2 separate regions of the Mus musculus genome follow, and region 1 is linked to region 2. A link is a loop called in an ENCODE intact Hi-C map of the cell type or tissue named here. Cell type or tissue: left cerebral cortex. All regions are shown on one strand.

What was found. Peaks named below come from ENCODE experiments on the same cell type or tissue, not always from the same donor. Only the 100,000 strongest peaks of a DNase experiment are listed, where the experiment ranks them.
Region 1: it touches region 2 in a loop (10-fold over the local background); 2 of 42 quality-filtered maps call a loop at or near these places.

What each region holds. Positions count from the first base shown.
Region 1 is chr8:125,954,722-125,962,721 of GRCm38, reverse strand. It overlaps Gm31069 (a long non-coding RNA gene), which reads right to left and starts at 5,771. Exons shown (of 2, transcript XR_388208.3): 1 at 5,667-5,771; 2 at 4,744-4,973. Gm42056 (a long non-coding RNA gene) reads right to left here and starts at 2,284. Exons shown (of 2, transcript XR_879364.1): 1 at 1-2,284. In left cerebral cortex, a CTCF peak has its summit at 6,867 (motif pointing left); DNase peaks (open chromatin) are centred at 3,214, 4,124, 4,803, 6,849 and 1 more place; H3K4me3 peaks cover 572 bases; H3K27ac peaks cover 1,168 bases.
Region 2 is chr8:126,158,502-126,166,501 of GRCm38, reverse strand. The region is part of intron 2 of Slc35f3 (solute carrier family 35, member F3); the gene reads right to left. Among named protein-coding and RNA genes, the nearest start is that of Slc35f3, 23 kb to the right of the region's middle. In left cerebral cortex, no CTCF peak of the experiment used is centred here; DNase peaks (open chromatin) are centred at 2,374 and 3,315; H3K27ac peaks cover 1,695 bases.

The DNA.
Region 1 (8,000 bases), 200 kb after region 2:
ATGAGATATGGTACAGCTTCCTGTACCATAGACAAGAGCTGGCGCCAAGGTCATCCATTCAGGAGCGATCTGTTCCTTGAGCCTCAGACCAAATAAATCCTTTGTCTCTCAAGTTTCCTGGGGATATGAGTTTAATCCCCATATCCTATAAAGATGGAAGGGGAGAACGAACTCCCTCAAGTTGCCCTCTACCCTGCACTTGCGTCGAGCTATGACATATGCCTGTCTATCTCACCACACATCAACTTATTATCAGTAATAATAAAAAGAACAGTAACTAATACACATACACATTTAATAAGATGCCATTTTTAATTGGGAAAGATACTACTAGCAGATCTACTAATAGTTTCAGTATGGCCCCTGCTCACACCTGGGTCCTGTCTTGTTTGGAGATAAAGGACATTTCATTGCTCATTTTGTATTTATACAACCTAAAGAAAATAATTGTCTAAATAAATAAAGGGTCCACAGGTAGAGATATAGAGCAGACAGGATCTCCCTGTTTGCTAGCTGATGACAGGAACTTAGAGAGTGGGCAGGGAGCACCATGAGCAGGCAGTGATGCTGGGCAGCCTCCTGCCTCAGGTTCACATGGAAATCCCATCCACAGTCAAGTATAGGCCATCGCTCTCCTGTGGCACGCAGTAAACTTTTGTACAATGTGAAGATGGTAATTCTGGACCTCTGCCAACTTGCAATGCTGGTAAAAGATTTAATTTAAGGAGCTTAGCTAATTACATCATTAGCCAGTGTGCGAAAACTCTTAATGAGACAAATATTTTGGACCAGGGAATTCAATAGCACTTCACGAGGCTTTTAATTAGAATGGAACTAGGGGACGTGTCTTTGTTTGTAGCTTCCTCCGTGTTAACACAACAGAACATGTTGGTGGGGGACAGCCAGTGTCATTCTGTTCCATAGAGAAGCTTTGGGAGCCACGTGAATAGTTTATTGCAGTGCTTGCTCTTTGAATAACCAACAGGTGCTTGGCCCATGGCAAACCTCGTCAGTCTGAAATGTAAGAGAGTTATCCATGGTCCAGTAAAAGAGAGAGATGTCCATTACTGGAGAAAATCCAGCAAATGGGCTTCCCTAGTAAACATTGCACTAGGAAAATACCGTGTGTGTGTGTACCTGTACATGCACGTACGCATAGAGTTTGTGTGTGTGTGTATATGTATGTGTACCTGAACATACATGCATGAGTATGTACGTACTTGCACATGCATGCTTGTGTGTGCATGTGTGTGTGTGCACGGGCAGGTCAGAGGTTAGTATCTGTAGTGCTTAGTTTTAAATGCCAACTTGCCATAATCTAGAATCACCTGGTAAAGAATTATGACGATGAGTTTGGTCTGTGAGTGTGTTTGTGGGAGATTTTATGGATGGCTCAATGACACCATGGGAGGCACCACTCCCTAGGCTGGGCCCTGAGCCACCCAAGAGTGCAGAAAACTGAGTGACCAAGCAGATAGCATGGGTACATTTGCATCTTTCTGCTCTTGACTGTGGATGTGATGTGAATGGCTGCTTACATTCCCATGCTAACTTCTTAGTAATAATAATGGACTGTGACGTGGAGGTGTGACTGAAGTATGCCCCCGTCTCCCTTAGGTTGCCTTGGGTCAGTATATTTTACACAGAACAGGAGTGGAGCCAGAAGAACATTAAACGTCTTCCTCTATCACTCTCCTCTTTATTTTGACTAGCGTTGCTCACTGAACCTGCAGCTCTCTGATTTGCCCGAATCAAATGAAAGATAAAGGCAGTGTTTGTGAGAGGCAGACAAAGCCGTGCTTTGAGGGAAATTTATAGCTCAAAATTCTAGCAGTAAAAACAGGGCTTGGAGAGGTGGCTAAGTCTGCCTTGCAAACATAGGAGATGAGTCCTCATTTTTTAAAAAGAAAAAAGTTGCAACTAAATAGATGGATCAACAGTTAAGTGCTTTTTGGGAGGTGGGGGAACTGGATTCAGTTCCTGTCAACTGCATGGTTGCTCACAGCCTCGAATAATTCCAGTACCAATGAATCTGACAACCTTTCTCCACAGGCATGTGCCAAACACACATACATACAGACAAACATCCATACACATAAAATAAATATTAAAATAATCTTTTTAATCCAACTGTGGTAACATGTGGTCTCACCCAGCACTGAGAGGAGGATTCAGGTGGACCCCAGCGTTTGCGCAGCCTTCCTAGGCTACAGGAAGGCAATAGAAGTCACATTCCACACTCAGCAGCTACTACACACTGCCTCACACCTTCACCAACAGAGCCACTTACCTTGTTGCTGCAACCAGAAACAATTGAAGGGAGAGAGAAGTCCATCCTGGCGTACATCTGGGTGGAATTCACAGCGGGGGGAGCCTGAAGCAGCCAGTCGCATTGCTTCAGCATTCAGGAACCAGAGAGAGGAACCGGAAGTAGGACCTGACTGTCAAGCCTCAAAGCCTGCCTCCCATGATCCACTTCCTCCAGCAAGCCCCACCTCCTGAAGGTTCCAAGGTCTTCCATCACCATGCTTTGATGGAGTGTGCTCAAACGCAGGTGCCTGAGGAAAGAGCATGTTTCCCTTCCAGCCCACAGCATATTCTCTCTCTAAAGAGCGTTTATCCTCTCTGTTAAAGTTGTTACTCTTCCCGGCCCATCTTCACGATTGTATTTTCTTGTATTTTACTACACTAAAGAGCTGTTCCGTTTTAAAATTCTTTCATTTTGTCTTCTGTGTAAAGAACCAGAAGCTTCCATCCTGGATAAACCAGCAGTGCCTCTTTCCCCACGCTGATTTATTAGAACTCCAGGTTCTGCAGATAAGCTACAAGAGGCTGCTGTGCTCTTCCTGGAACCTCACTGTGTTAAGGTTAAGATCAGGGTCCACGGTCTCTGTCAGGAAGCCTTGCTGCCTGGCCAGAGACAGCTGCAACTCTGCCAAGCTATCCCAAACTGCTTTTCCATCTAGATTCATGCTGGGGACTGACTGAGGAAAAGCTGTGGGATCCATCCTTGGGAAGTGCACGGCCATCTGCTGCTCATGTGTTCCAGGGAAGAGAATGAGCTGCCTGCCTCGGGTGTGAGAATCTGGCACCACATGGTTATCTAGAGATGACCACCTGGTCCTCCCAGGAAAAGACCTTGCTTGTTGAGAGCAGATGCAATGACTTATCCTTGTCTCCCCTCACTGTGGCCACCTTGACAGGCACACTGTAAAGGATTCACAGGAAACAGAAGGGCAGAAAGAAACATCCCACGTCTACAGATGCTCATGAGTCACTGGGAAACCCTGTGGGAGAACCAACTGGTACCGTCATGGAAGTGTATGCTTGGAGTAAATGCTGTGTCCTCTGGTTGACAGCTCTGACAGCTCTGGCCCAGAACTGCCAAACCAGATGGTTGCTGCTACTGCTTTTTTTTTTTTTTTTTTTTTTTTAAGCTGGTGCAGGCGTGGTGACACATACCTGTAATCGCAGCACTGGAGAGAAACAGGCAAGAGGGGCTTGAATTTGAGATTAGACCTTGCCGAAAAGAAGGAGGAGGAGGAGGAGGAAAAGGGAGAAGGAGGAGGAGAAGGAGAAGAGGAAGAGAAAGCAAGAAAGAAGAGGAAGAAAGAAGGAGGGGAAGAAGAGAGAGAGAGAAAGGAAGGAAGGAAGAAAGAAAGAAAGAAAGAAGAAAGAAAGAAAGGAAGGAAGGAGGTGGAAGAGAAGAAGAGGAAGAAGAAGAGAAAGCAAGAAATAAGGAAGAGGAAGAAAGGAGGAGGAGGAGAGGAAGAGGAAGAATAAGAGGAAGAAGAGGAGGAGGAGGAAGAGAAGGAGGAGGAGAAGTCGAAGAAGAGGAGGAGGAGGAGAAAGAGGAGAAAAAGGCGAAAGCACAAAAGCATTGTGGACCCAAGACATCACAGATTCATAAAATTGTATGTGTGCCTGTGGCATGTGAAGCTGAGGAACAGCAGAGTGGGTGATGGGCAGAGGTGGTGTGGGGGGCAATGGGGTACAGTGATTATGCTCAAAATGTACTACACACTCATGAAATGGCCTTGAGTAGCCCTGTATAATGAAAGGGGAAATGGAAAAAAATATTTCTAAAGAAACATATGGCATAGACTAAGAAACAGGAAATTGTTGGGATCTAGACTCAAGCAAGCCAACAGGGGAAGGCGGCATTTCTGAGAGTGTTAAGCTCTGCCCCTGTGTGTGCTTGATACTAAAGAATTATTACTTTATGTGTGTTAAGAACATGGAAGCTAGAGAGGCGGTTCAGTCACTAAAAACGAACACTTCCCAGCCTTCCGTTCCTGGCACCCACACTGGTGGGCTTGCAGCTGCCTGTAACCCCAGCTCTAGGGGATCTGATGCTCTCTCTCTCTCTCTCTCTCTCTCTCTCTCTCTCTCTCTCTCTCTCATAATTGGAAACAAAAATAAATCTAAAAACTCTAAAGAATGGGGATATTTTGTTGGGGATATTTTGTTACATTTGCAAAGGAAAAAGAGCGGCTCCTTCTCTGTTCACCCCCTCCCCCTGAGGTGTTCACAGAGCTCATGAGTGCTCTGCAAACAGGCCAGCCCCATGCAGTTCTCAGAAGGGGTCTAGCACCTGCTCAAGGGCCCCATTCACAGAATGTCTGTCTTGAAACTCTCCCCCCTCACCTTGAGTTCTCTAATCCTCTTCAAAGGCCCCTCTGGTATCAGAGTTGAAGCATGATCCTAGTTTCTGAAATAACCTTTTCAATAACCAGATAAGGATGCTTTTGTAACCTCATTTAATGAACATTTAAGGAAAGGAATGAGGTGCGCAAACCACTGCATCATCTTCGTTTCACACTCTCCTTTCAGCCTGAATAACTAAGTCTTGCTTATTGCTCATCCAGCGCAGTCAGCTGACGTCATTTCCATGTTCAACTGTTGGTCCTCACAAGCCAACCAGAGGTGACTGGAACAAATTCTTCCTTTCCTGTGTGGAATGCCAGTTATGGCTGCGGGAAGGAACAGAAGGACGCTAAGCAATTTTGAGTAGAAAATGCCTCTCAGGGCAGTCACCACTTAAATTTTCCCCTAATAAAGTCTGCTGTGACTGTCAGAAAAATTTTATTACACCATCATTAAAGAGCCAGGGCAGCTGGACTTTTCCTTCAGGGCCTAAAAATATTGGTAATTTTTTTTTTTTTGCAAGTCAGACCACAGCGTGAGAGCTCATCAGAGAGCCATTAGAGCTGCACGGGCTCACTTAGTCAGACCGCTCGTCCTGTGGATCTCAGCAGGGCAGAAAATAGGACTTGGCACCTTTGACAACAAGAACACATTGATCCACTCGTTTGAGTCCCAGGCTCTGAATCGATATGGGCTTCAGAGGCTCTCTGAAATTTATGCCCATTTCCTTTTTTCTCCTTCTGCTTAACCCAAGCCTTAGTACGACCTAGAAAAAAAAAAGTAGGTTTGATTTGAGTTCCTATGACATCATTAAAGACACTCTGGACCATGTGTCCAGAGTCCAACCACGATGTCCTAGGATGTCCTGAGTCTCTGATAACAAAATATTCTTTGTTTACTCATCATGGTGAGAGACAGGACCAACAGACAGAGTATATACTAAATTTATTAGATTGGCTTACGGGATACAGGGAGGACAATCTAACTGTAACTGACAACCGGGAGGCGAGCCGACTTACCAGTCACAATCTTACTGAAGGCCTGGAGGATTCCCAGAGAGCTGCTAGCCTTCAGTCCTGCTGGAAAGCTGAAGAGGCTGGGCTCCCGTGGCAGTGGGGGATGCCAACAGCTCGCACAAGCAAGAGGCAAAGGAGGGCAGGGGTAAAAGAGGCTCTCTGCATTCTTGCCGGGAACCCTCTGCCCAGCATCCCTGGTCGAATCACCAGGAGCTCCCTGGGGTCATTTTCTCAGGCAGCGGTGAAGAATTTTACAGTGTGTCCATAGACACCAAGCAGGGACAGGGAATATCTTGCTTGCCTCACAGAAACTCCAGATTTCCCAACATGTCACCTGGATTTAAAAATCTGAAAACAGTTAAGCAGGTGTCACTGGGTGGGGGACAACTCGAGTTACTGTGATTTTCCCAGAAGCACATGCGGCCTGGTCAGGGCAGGTGTTAGGGTGTGCTCTCCAAGGGTATTCTTACACACATGTGTGCACACCTCAAACAGTGGATGTGTGCTTTCCTGCCAGGACTCATTCTCCTTGTTCTTTGAAGGTGCTTATGTATATCATTGAGGAAGAATTTTGGAGAATATATAGAAATCTGGAAATTGACCATTGATTCAATATGGCAACCAACCCAAGAGGGAGCTGGGTTGTGTCTTTGGTAAAGCCCAATGAATGGCATAAATAAGACGTTCCGCCCCAGGGATGGGGGAGGTGGTTTAACTAGTAAAGCGGTTCTCTCACAAGCCTGGGAACCTGGATATGGTTACCCAGAACCCATGGGGGAAAAGCTGTAAGAACAATAATTGGTGGAAAGAAAGAAAGAAATGACCTGTTGTCACCAAACAGCCCTCAAAGCAAGGTCAACTCATGCCCTGTCATCCCAGTTGTCCCCACAAAAGCAAGCTCACAAGTGAGATGCCACCATTGTCACCAGCTCAGCTCAATCTAGATAGAAATAGAAACCATCATCTATCTTTGCCTAGTAGACCCCACAGATCTACAAAATACCCCCAAATAGTGCCTTCAGATCGCACTGAGCCACAGCCAGTGACCATCTGAGTCCCTGAATCGATGAGTTTTTGTTCATCTTTTCTATGTCGCCGCTTTGTACTTGGTTATTAGGACCCTGTCTCTAAAGGACACACAGCAAATTAAGCCTCTAAGCCTCAAACTGAAGTCTGGGGTTGGTAGAGTATCCAGGTTTAGAGCGCCCCCGTGTGGTGTCTCTGGAGAAATACCAAGTCTGACCACCATGGTTTTTTATGTCTGTCTCCCTGCTTTGCTCCCGTGTTCCTGGTTTGCTCTGGTTCCTTTTCCTTTCACTGTGCCCAATGTCAGTGGGCAGCGATAATCCCAAAGAGCCCCCGTAAAGGTCTCACTGCGCTGGCTGCGAAATACAGCCCGCCATTCACACGGACAGTTTTCAGTAGAGACCACATTTGGTCTTTCTGGTTGTTCTCGCCCAAGAAATGAAATGCCCTCTTAGCACAACACAGAACAGCCACCAGGATCTGTGGGATCTCACCCCACAGTATTGGTGTGTGTGTGGGGGGGGACATTGTGGTGTGCCAGGGTCTGCTGGGCTCTGCTAAGCGGCAGATTGAGGTACCAACATGCATAGGGTTTGAACTCGTAAACCACGTGGCGCTGTTAATATGGGCACAATGCAGAGTCACCTGCCGGGGCTTGGGTAACCTACAAGAGGCAGAATCTCCAAAGAAACCCGACCCACTCTCCCCCAAAAGCCACCAGTTGCCAACAGCTCTTCACAGGGGTAGGGTTTTATGAAGCACACTGGGGTTTCGACTGGCTTGATGTTGTGTAAGTCTTGCACGTGCAGTCCCGGCTGTGAACTCGGGTGCACAACAATCCTATCAGGTCCAAAAGATACTGTTTCACATAGTCGCCCGACACCTCCGACTCTCACAGTCTTCCCTCTCCCCTCTCCCACAAGGATCTGAGAGCATTTGGTGGTAGGTATGCGATACAGACACGCCCACTCAGGGCTGAGCACTCTTAATTTTTTGCACCTTAGCTAGTTGTATCTACATCAATTGCCATCTTGGTTGGGTTTTTAAACCTTATCTGCTTGGGAAATTCCAAACTATATGAATATTCTAATTGGAAGAATTAGACAAGACATGGCTATTGTGAGCACCTCAAACAACAGGGAATGTTCTGAATATGGTGATGTTGGCATGTCCTTCCATGTCAGATGTAGACAGACTCTGGCCTTTTCCTTTACTTTTTCTTATTTATTTTATTTTATTTTATTTTATTTATTTTTACCACCTGTATGATATTCCATGGGATATATATATATTACCAAGTATATAGTGTTC
Region 2 (8,000 bases):
TCCCTTCCCTGACGTTCTCTACAGCGCAGAGGGATTTGAGTGTGTGGACAGCAGTCCTCGCCATCAAGGGGTGACACACCACTTAAGACACGGAGTCATTCTTGGTGGTGTCAGTAATGTGCTATAAGAGAAAGAGATGAGGCTTCTGCTCCAAGTCCCCTGTCAGCTTTGCAGATGGTCTTTTTGCTTGTATGCCTGTTGTATGTGTGTGTGCTTCCTTACCCCTAATAAAAGTCTTGCTTCAGCTGAAAGAGAGAGAGAGAGAGAGAGAGAGAGAGAGAGACAAAGACACCACACACACACACACACACACACACACACACACACACACACACACAAAGAGAAACAGACAGACAGGCAGAGTCAGGCAGGCAGGCTCTGGCCAGAGGGAGACTCTTAGTAGACATTCACCTCAGTACTCAGGCAAGGCTCCGAGTCTGAGCATCTTGTACCATATCCCCATCAGCATAGGAGAGATTTCAGCCAGGCACAAAATCTACTGTGGCTCTCCCAAAATGCTAAGCCATTATGCTGCCACATAAGTCACAGCTGCTTTGCTATGAGCCCTGTGCAAGGAGCAGGGATTAATTTATCAGTGCTGTGCCCAGAGGCAATGTTCCTTTTATGGTCCTGTTTGGCACAAGGCTCAGATATGAGAATGATGCTCTAGAGAGGGTAGGACACATTTTAAAACCACACTGTTTGTGTTCTGAGGTGGCGGACCCTCGTGCTCACAGACCAACGCCATCAGTCTCATCGGTAGCAATTGAGATCGGTGTCATGAAGGCAGTCATGACTTGGGTGGTAGAAAATACACAGGGAAATGCACAGGGCAAGATGCCAAGACACCAGTTCTGAGCTTCTGTAGAAGATCCACCATGATCTCTCTGCACGGGAGCCCCTCACCATGGTTTCATCAGAATGAATGTTGCAGCCTAGCAGATGAGCTCAAGACACAGGAAGTCTGTACACAGATGTTCACAGACACTAATGTTCATCACGGTATTACTTAAAGGAGTTGATCTACAGATAAATGCACTACGTTTCCTGTTTATCTTTCCTTAGAAGGCCTAAATGACAATCTGAGGTTCAATTCCACTGCAATTCACCTTGGGGAATGAGTGAGTTTATTTGGCTTTTTGAGAGAGAGAGAGAGAGAGAGAGAGAGAGAGAGAGGGAGAGAGAGAGAGAGAGAAGGAGCTCTGACTGGAGGATAGTTGGCCTTAAAGCCTTTGCCTTGGAAGGTCTACACCCAGCACAAATGATGGCTCCCCCTTGGCCACATAGATGGAGCCCCCCCCCCCCCCACCATTAACCTTCTCTGCCTATGTGGTTTAGCACCTTCCTTAGGTCCCTGAGGCCACTTGTAGCTGGACTCTCAAGGGAGGGTCCAGTAACCCTCCACATTACTTCTTCTTTGCGAGAGCATCGACAGTCACCAAGTCCCACCATGGCGGATGCTTACAAGCTGGTAGAGGGATGCTGTTTTGCTCACTGGACTATGTTCTGTAACTCAGCGATATAATCCCACAATGCACAGCAAGATGGAGAAACTGTCACACAGTTCTGTCACACAGAGACGGGACAGGGCAATCTGATGTGGGATGTGTTGGGGCAGGGCTTTGTAGCATCTTCAGAGGCACCTTTGACAGAGTTCCCTGAGAGTCTGTTAGGATGAGGACTGATGTGTGGTAGGTCTCAGTGAGAGATACAGTCTTCCCAGCGACGTCCAGGATGCTGGATCTCAGAATGATGTGGATATGGGGAAACTCTAGTGTAAAGGGCTCGAGAACAAAGTCCATCAGTATGGCAGCCGCCCACCATCCAGCCCAGTGTGGAGTCTGGCAAATGGAAGGAAAGGGTTTGAGGAGCCGAGCGCTCTTTCCCTCACGTTCTCACACTCGTGCAAGCATTTGAGGGGTCCCTGTGGGCAGCCTTCGTTTTCTCTCTGCAGCCTCACCCAGAGCTGAGGCGGCATCAGACACCTTGAAGGCAGCCTCTGGAGGTCTAGGCAGCATCTTCACTTCAGAAGCAGCACTGGGGAGCCGATGGTTTTCAGAAAGCTAAATTTTGAATCCCCTGTCAGACCCAGCACCACTGTGGACCAGCAGGCTCACTCACCTCCTTAAGCTTTACCGGGCTCAGCGCACACATCTACCTGGTTGGTGACAGAGAGACTTGGTGGTCTCTCTAGTCAAGGGATCCTTGCTTGGAAACAGAAGGTGATGCTTAGAATGCGCGGCACAGCCTGCCTCAGAGGCACATCATTTGCCACTTCTCCTGAGGGACACTGAGTGAGGCTCTTCACTGGTCTGGCTTTGTTACTTTTCTTACTGCTGTGACAGAATACATGACAGGAAGCTACTTAAAAGAGGAAGGATTTATTTCGGGTTCAGAGTTTGAGGGTGGAATTCATTATGGTCTGGAAGGTAGAGTTGTGTGACCACGTTCTCCTAATTGGAACACTCCCTTCAGCAGGGGAGAGGAAGCTCGGGACTCTCCAAGGGCTTGGGGACTTGAGGAAGTTACAAGTCCCCAGGTCTGCTCCCTGGGGTTGCAGAGGAAGTGATGGTGTTAGGTGGCGGAGACTCTCTAGATGTTTAAGCTGTTTAGTGCTGTGCACTGGGGGTGGGGGTGGGGGATAGGTCCAGGGATGCAGCTTTCCTGAGGCATCATGATGGGGCAGGCCTTCAGGGATGCAATTGACATCCAAGCCCCCATCACTGACTCCTGCAGCCATGACTTAGTAACTTGCCACTTGGTGGACCTCACTGGTCCACCAAGCTACACTTGATGGAATTGTCTCATTGGCCTGTTCTTGGTGCCCTATCTGGGGTAAGTAGATAATTTCCCACACGATGACAGTGGAGTCACTCATGACTGTGTGTGCAGAAATATGTGGTAGCAGAAATATGTGGTTACTGATTCATAAGCTAGTGGGTCAGGATTCAAAGTGGGAAAGGAAGCAGGCCTGGGCTACATACAAGCTTCAAGGCCCAGCCTTTAGAGAACTACTTCCTCCATCTAGGCCCTGCCTCCCAAAGGCTCCACAGCCTCCACCAACAGTGCCATTAGCTGGAGGTCATAGGTTCAAACCCAAGTCACTGACCTCCGAATCAATCTGGCCTCCCTGAGGGAACAGCCTTTCTGAGTCCTCAGTGGTGGGGTTTGTAAAGGGGGAAGTAAGGAAGATCTAATCTAGCACGAAAGGCTGAAAGCCAGCATCTCTGCACAGCAAACACGGTGGGATGAAAAGAGCTCCTCTGCCAGCTCTGGCAGAGCAGAGAGCCATCTGCCAGCGAGCTTCAGAGGATGTCTGCCCAGCGGGACACGGGAACAGATGATTGGTGAGGTCTTTTCCAAGTGTGAACTCTTGAAAGCAACACGGGAGTTAGCTGCGGCATGGGTGGGGTGGGTGTGATGGAAACGCAGACAACAGAGACAGCAATCTAATTGCCTCACCTGAGGGCCACAGGGAGCTGTCTCCTTCTGTCATCTCCTGGCAAGGTGGTGGAGCAGCGACTCATTTGCTCCTTCGGGAGGCAGACACAGTGCAGCTGTTCATTTATGAAGGGAAGAGGGCTGAGGGCACTGGGACAAGGAGGCTGTGTGGGCCACGTGTGAATTGCATACAGACAAAACTGCAGCCCTGTCTGGAAGGGTGTCAGCACTGAGGGTCACAGCTACAACCTGGAACTGGATGAGTCTGTTCAGTCATCAGCCCCAGAGATGACTCTTCAGGAGGAAGAATATGGAAACACACAGAGGAGACAGACTGGATTCTGTCCCCAGTAAGACGCTACTCAGAAAATGGGACACAGCACACAGCAGGACGGGAACATCAATCCAGGTCTCAGCTGACCAGTAAACTCAGAAGATTCAGGGCAGAGTAGGTCATTACTTTTAAAATTCCCTGATGACTCCCAGATAATATCCAGAGTTGAGAAAGAACAAGGAACTAGTCTCAGCTATGCCAACAACTAAGCAGTCATGTGTGTGTGTGTGTGTGTGTGTGTGTGTGTGTGTGTGTGTGTGTGTATGAGAGAGACAGAGACAGAGACAGAGAGAGAAAGAGTCTGTGTGTTTGGCTGTGAGTGTGTGTGTGTGTGTGTGTGTGTGTGTATGAGAGAGACAGAGACAGAGAGAGAAAGAGTCTGTGTGTTTGGCTGTGAGTGTGTGTGTGTGTGTGCATGTGTGAGTGTGTGTGTATGAGTATGTGTTTAGCTGTGAGTGTGTGTGTATGAGTATGTGTTTGGCTGTGAGTGTGTGTGCATGTGTGAGTGTGTGTGCATGCGTGAGTGTGTGTTTGACTATGTGTGTGTGTATGTGTGAATGTGTGCATGTATGAGTATGTATGTGCATGTATGTGTTTGACTGTGTGTGTGCTTGTATGTGTGTGTGTTTGGCTGTGTATGTGGGTGTGTGCATGTGTGAGTATGTGGATGTATGTGTATGCATGCATTTAGAGTGTGTATTTGGCTGTGAGAGTGTGTGTGAGTGTGTGTGTGTATGCATATGTGAGTGTGTGTTTGGCTGTGAGAGTGCATGTGTGCATGCATTTGAGAGTGTGTTTGACTGTGCATGCATGTGTGTAAATGCATGTGTGTATGAGAATATGCGTGTGTGTATGTATGTGTGAGTGTGTGTTTGACTGTGTGAGTGTGTGAGTGTGTGTGTGTGTGTGTGTGTGTGTGTGTGTATGTGTGCATGTAGAGGCCAAAGATCAACTTCAGGTGCCACTCCTCAGGCATGAGCCACCTTGTTTTGGTGGCACGGTCTTTAGCTATCTTTGGGATCACTCAGTAGGGCAGGCTTGCTGGTTACTGATCCCCAGGATCCTTGTTCTGTCTCTGCCTCCCTAGTGCTGTGATTACACATGGTTGCCACCATGCTGCCTTTCTCCTGTGGGCTCTGGCACTCAAACTTGGGTCTTCCTGCTTGGAGGGTGTACTGGCTGGTTTTGGGTGTCAACTTGACACAGCTGGAGTTATCACAGAGAAAGGAGCTTCAGTTGAGGAAATGCTTCCACGAGATCCAGCTGTAAGGCATTTCCTCAATTAGTGATCAAGGGGGAAAGGCCCCTTGTGGGTGGGACCATCTCTGGGCTGGTAATCTTGGGTTCTATAAGAGAGCAGGCTGAGCAAGCCAGGGGAAGCGAGCCAGTAAGGAACATCCCTCCATGACTTCTGCATCAGCTCCTGCTTTCTGACCGGCTTGAGTTCCTGTCCTGACTTCCTTTGGTGATGAACAGCAGTATGGAAGTGTAAGCTGAATAAACCCTTTCCTCCCCAACTTGCTTCTTAGTCATGATGTTTGTGCAGAAATAGAAACCCTGACTAAGACAGAGGGCAAGCACTTTAGTGACCAAGCCATCACCCTAGCTAAGCAATCTTGGTCAGGTCCCTCAATCTCCTGGGAAACAAAGTGACTCCATGTGATACCCGTACGGTGCCAAGGCTACCCCCATCCTCCACAACTGTTCTATAGTTCCTGAAGCTTCGAAACTTGTTCTCACTTCTTTCTGCCCATTCAGTCGGTAACTCTGACTGATGTCCGCATTGCTGAACGTGGATGCAAACACAGAATCCCATCAGCGTCTTGGTGTGACCTGTTATTTAAAACTGTAACATTTCTCCTCTCCCTCTTGAATGCTGTGGGCTGCCAACCCTCCCCACTCCTTCATCCCCTGGGCTTGGAGGAAATGAAAAGGCCATTGGGAGAGATTTCCATTTTGCATACTTATTACTCCCCTCCCCCATTTCTGTAGCAGCTGTGGCTCAGGGTAAAAAGTCATTAAGTATTTTGAACTATCTGGCTGTCAAAGTATTCGTTTCTGGAACTTCAGATAAGACTAAGCTACCGCCTTTAAAAAAGGAAAAAAGAGAGATACCAGAGTCAATGATAAGTGGCTTCAATGTGCAATGACCAGGCACAGCTCAGTATCTGTGGGTAAGCTAAGTGACTAGAATATAAGAGTGTGCCATCAAGTTAGACACATATGCAAACGCCATGGAAATGTGTCTTTTGTCTCCGGATAGACCCTGGAGACAACAGGCGCATGGAATGGAAAGTCAGCCCTTCTCCCCAACAGGGAGAGCTTTTTCATATTTCTTCCTTTCATGATCCTTTCCACAGTTCAAAAGGCAAATCATAATAATAGTATAAATAGTAGTTTGAAATGTTTTTGTAATTTTGACCATGGAAAAGAGGGTAAGTTTGGAGGCAGCAGTTTGTTTAGTACTCAAAGGTCACGCACAGCTTCAGCAAGGTCAGAGGAACTCGGTCCTGCTTTCCTTATTTCGTCCTCTGTGACTTAGAATAAGCCTTGAACTTTTCCTACAGCCTAAGAGAGCTGTAGGAAAAGATACTCTCTCAAACACACACACATGTGCACACATACATGCACACTCACAAACACATGCTCACATGCACCACAGCAAGTATGTGATCACACACACACATACACACACACACACCTGGACATCATCCAGGTCATGTGATGTAGCCAGTGAGTGCTATGTGGCAAAGGATAGTTTAGCCACATTTTATATTATCTTAAGATATCACTAGTTATTATTGGTTTGTGTATGTCAGAGGAAGGGAGAGAGAAAAGGATATCTGTGGCTGTTGAATGTGATCACATACTTGCTGGTGCATGTGTACATGTGTGTGTGTGTGTGTGTGTGTGTGTGAATGTATGTGTGTGAGTATGAGCACATACTTGCTATGGTACATGTGTGTTTGAGTGTGATCACATACTTGCTATGGACATGTGTGCATGTGTTTGTGAGTGTGCATGTATGTGTGTACATGTGTGTGTGAGAGAGAGTATGATCTCATACTTGCTATGGTGTGTGCGCGCATGTGTGTGTGTGAGTATGTATCATGTGTGTGTGAGTGTGAGCACATACTTGCTATGGTACATGCGTGCATGTGTGCATGCACATGTGTGTGTGTGTGAGAGTATGATCTCAAACTTGCTATGGTGCATGTGTGCACGTATGTGTGAGTGTGAGCACACACTTGCTATGGTGCATGTGTGGAGTTCAAAGGACAACTTTTGGTAGTTGGTTCTCTCCTTCAACTTCAGAGTCCAGGGTCCAAGTCAAGTTTCTCAGGCTACTACAACCAATGCTCTTACTCACCAACCCATCTCCCTGGACCTTGATAATACATAATTGTAAAAACTACATTCTGTGTTAGTCAATCCCTGTGACGGATGCCCGACGGGAGCAACTTAAGGAAGAAAGCATCTACCTTGGCTCACAGTCTGGGAGGGTACATTCAATAGTGAAGGGGCTCACAGCCATGGAAACATGTGCTGGGGACTCCTCATATCTTACTAAAACAGGAAGCAGACTGTACATGCCAGAAGTGGGGTTGGGCTATCTCCCTCTAAGGCCTGCTCCCAGCTACCTCTCTGTTAGCTCTATCTTCTACTCTACAAGTTCACAACCCCCAAAAGCACATCTACCAGCTGGAGACCCTGTGTTCAAAGCATGAGCCCGTGAAGTAATTACAGAGTTAAACTATAATACTTTCTCATGACCGTCAGACCATCACAGCACAGGAGCATACTCTTCCTGGACACTCCTCTCTCTTTATCAAGTTTCTTCAGGTCTTGACGTTGGAATGGACATCAAGTATCACTTAGATGAACCTAAGGGAGTGGATTCCACAAACACCCTTGTAAAACTTGGTAGTGGCTGATGGTGGGCAGTAGGTGTTTCCTGCTCCCCCTCCTCTGGCCTAAGTGACCAGGCACTTGGAGGGGTTGAATCTTCCTCCTTTCTCCTCCCCCATTCCCTTCCCTGTCACCAATATCCCATGCTGTTCTCAAACCTATTATGTATCCAGGATGACCTGAAACTAATCCTGTCACCAGCGCTTCCTCAGTACTGGGATCACAGCCTGTTTGTGGTGCTGGAGACTGAACCCAGGGCTGCCTGCATACCAGGCAAGAATTCTACTAAGGGAGCCACATCCCCAGCCCTGGGGAG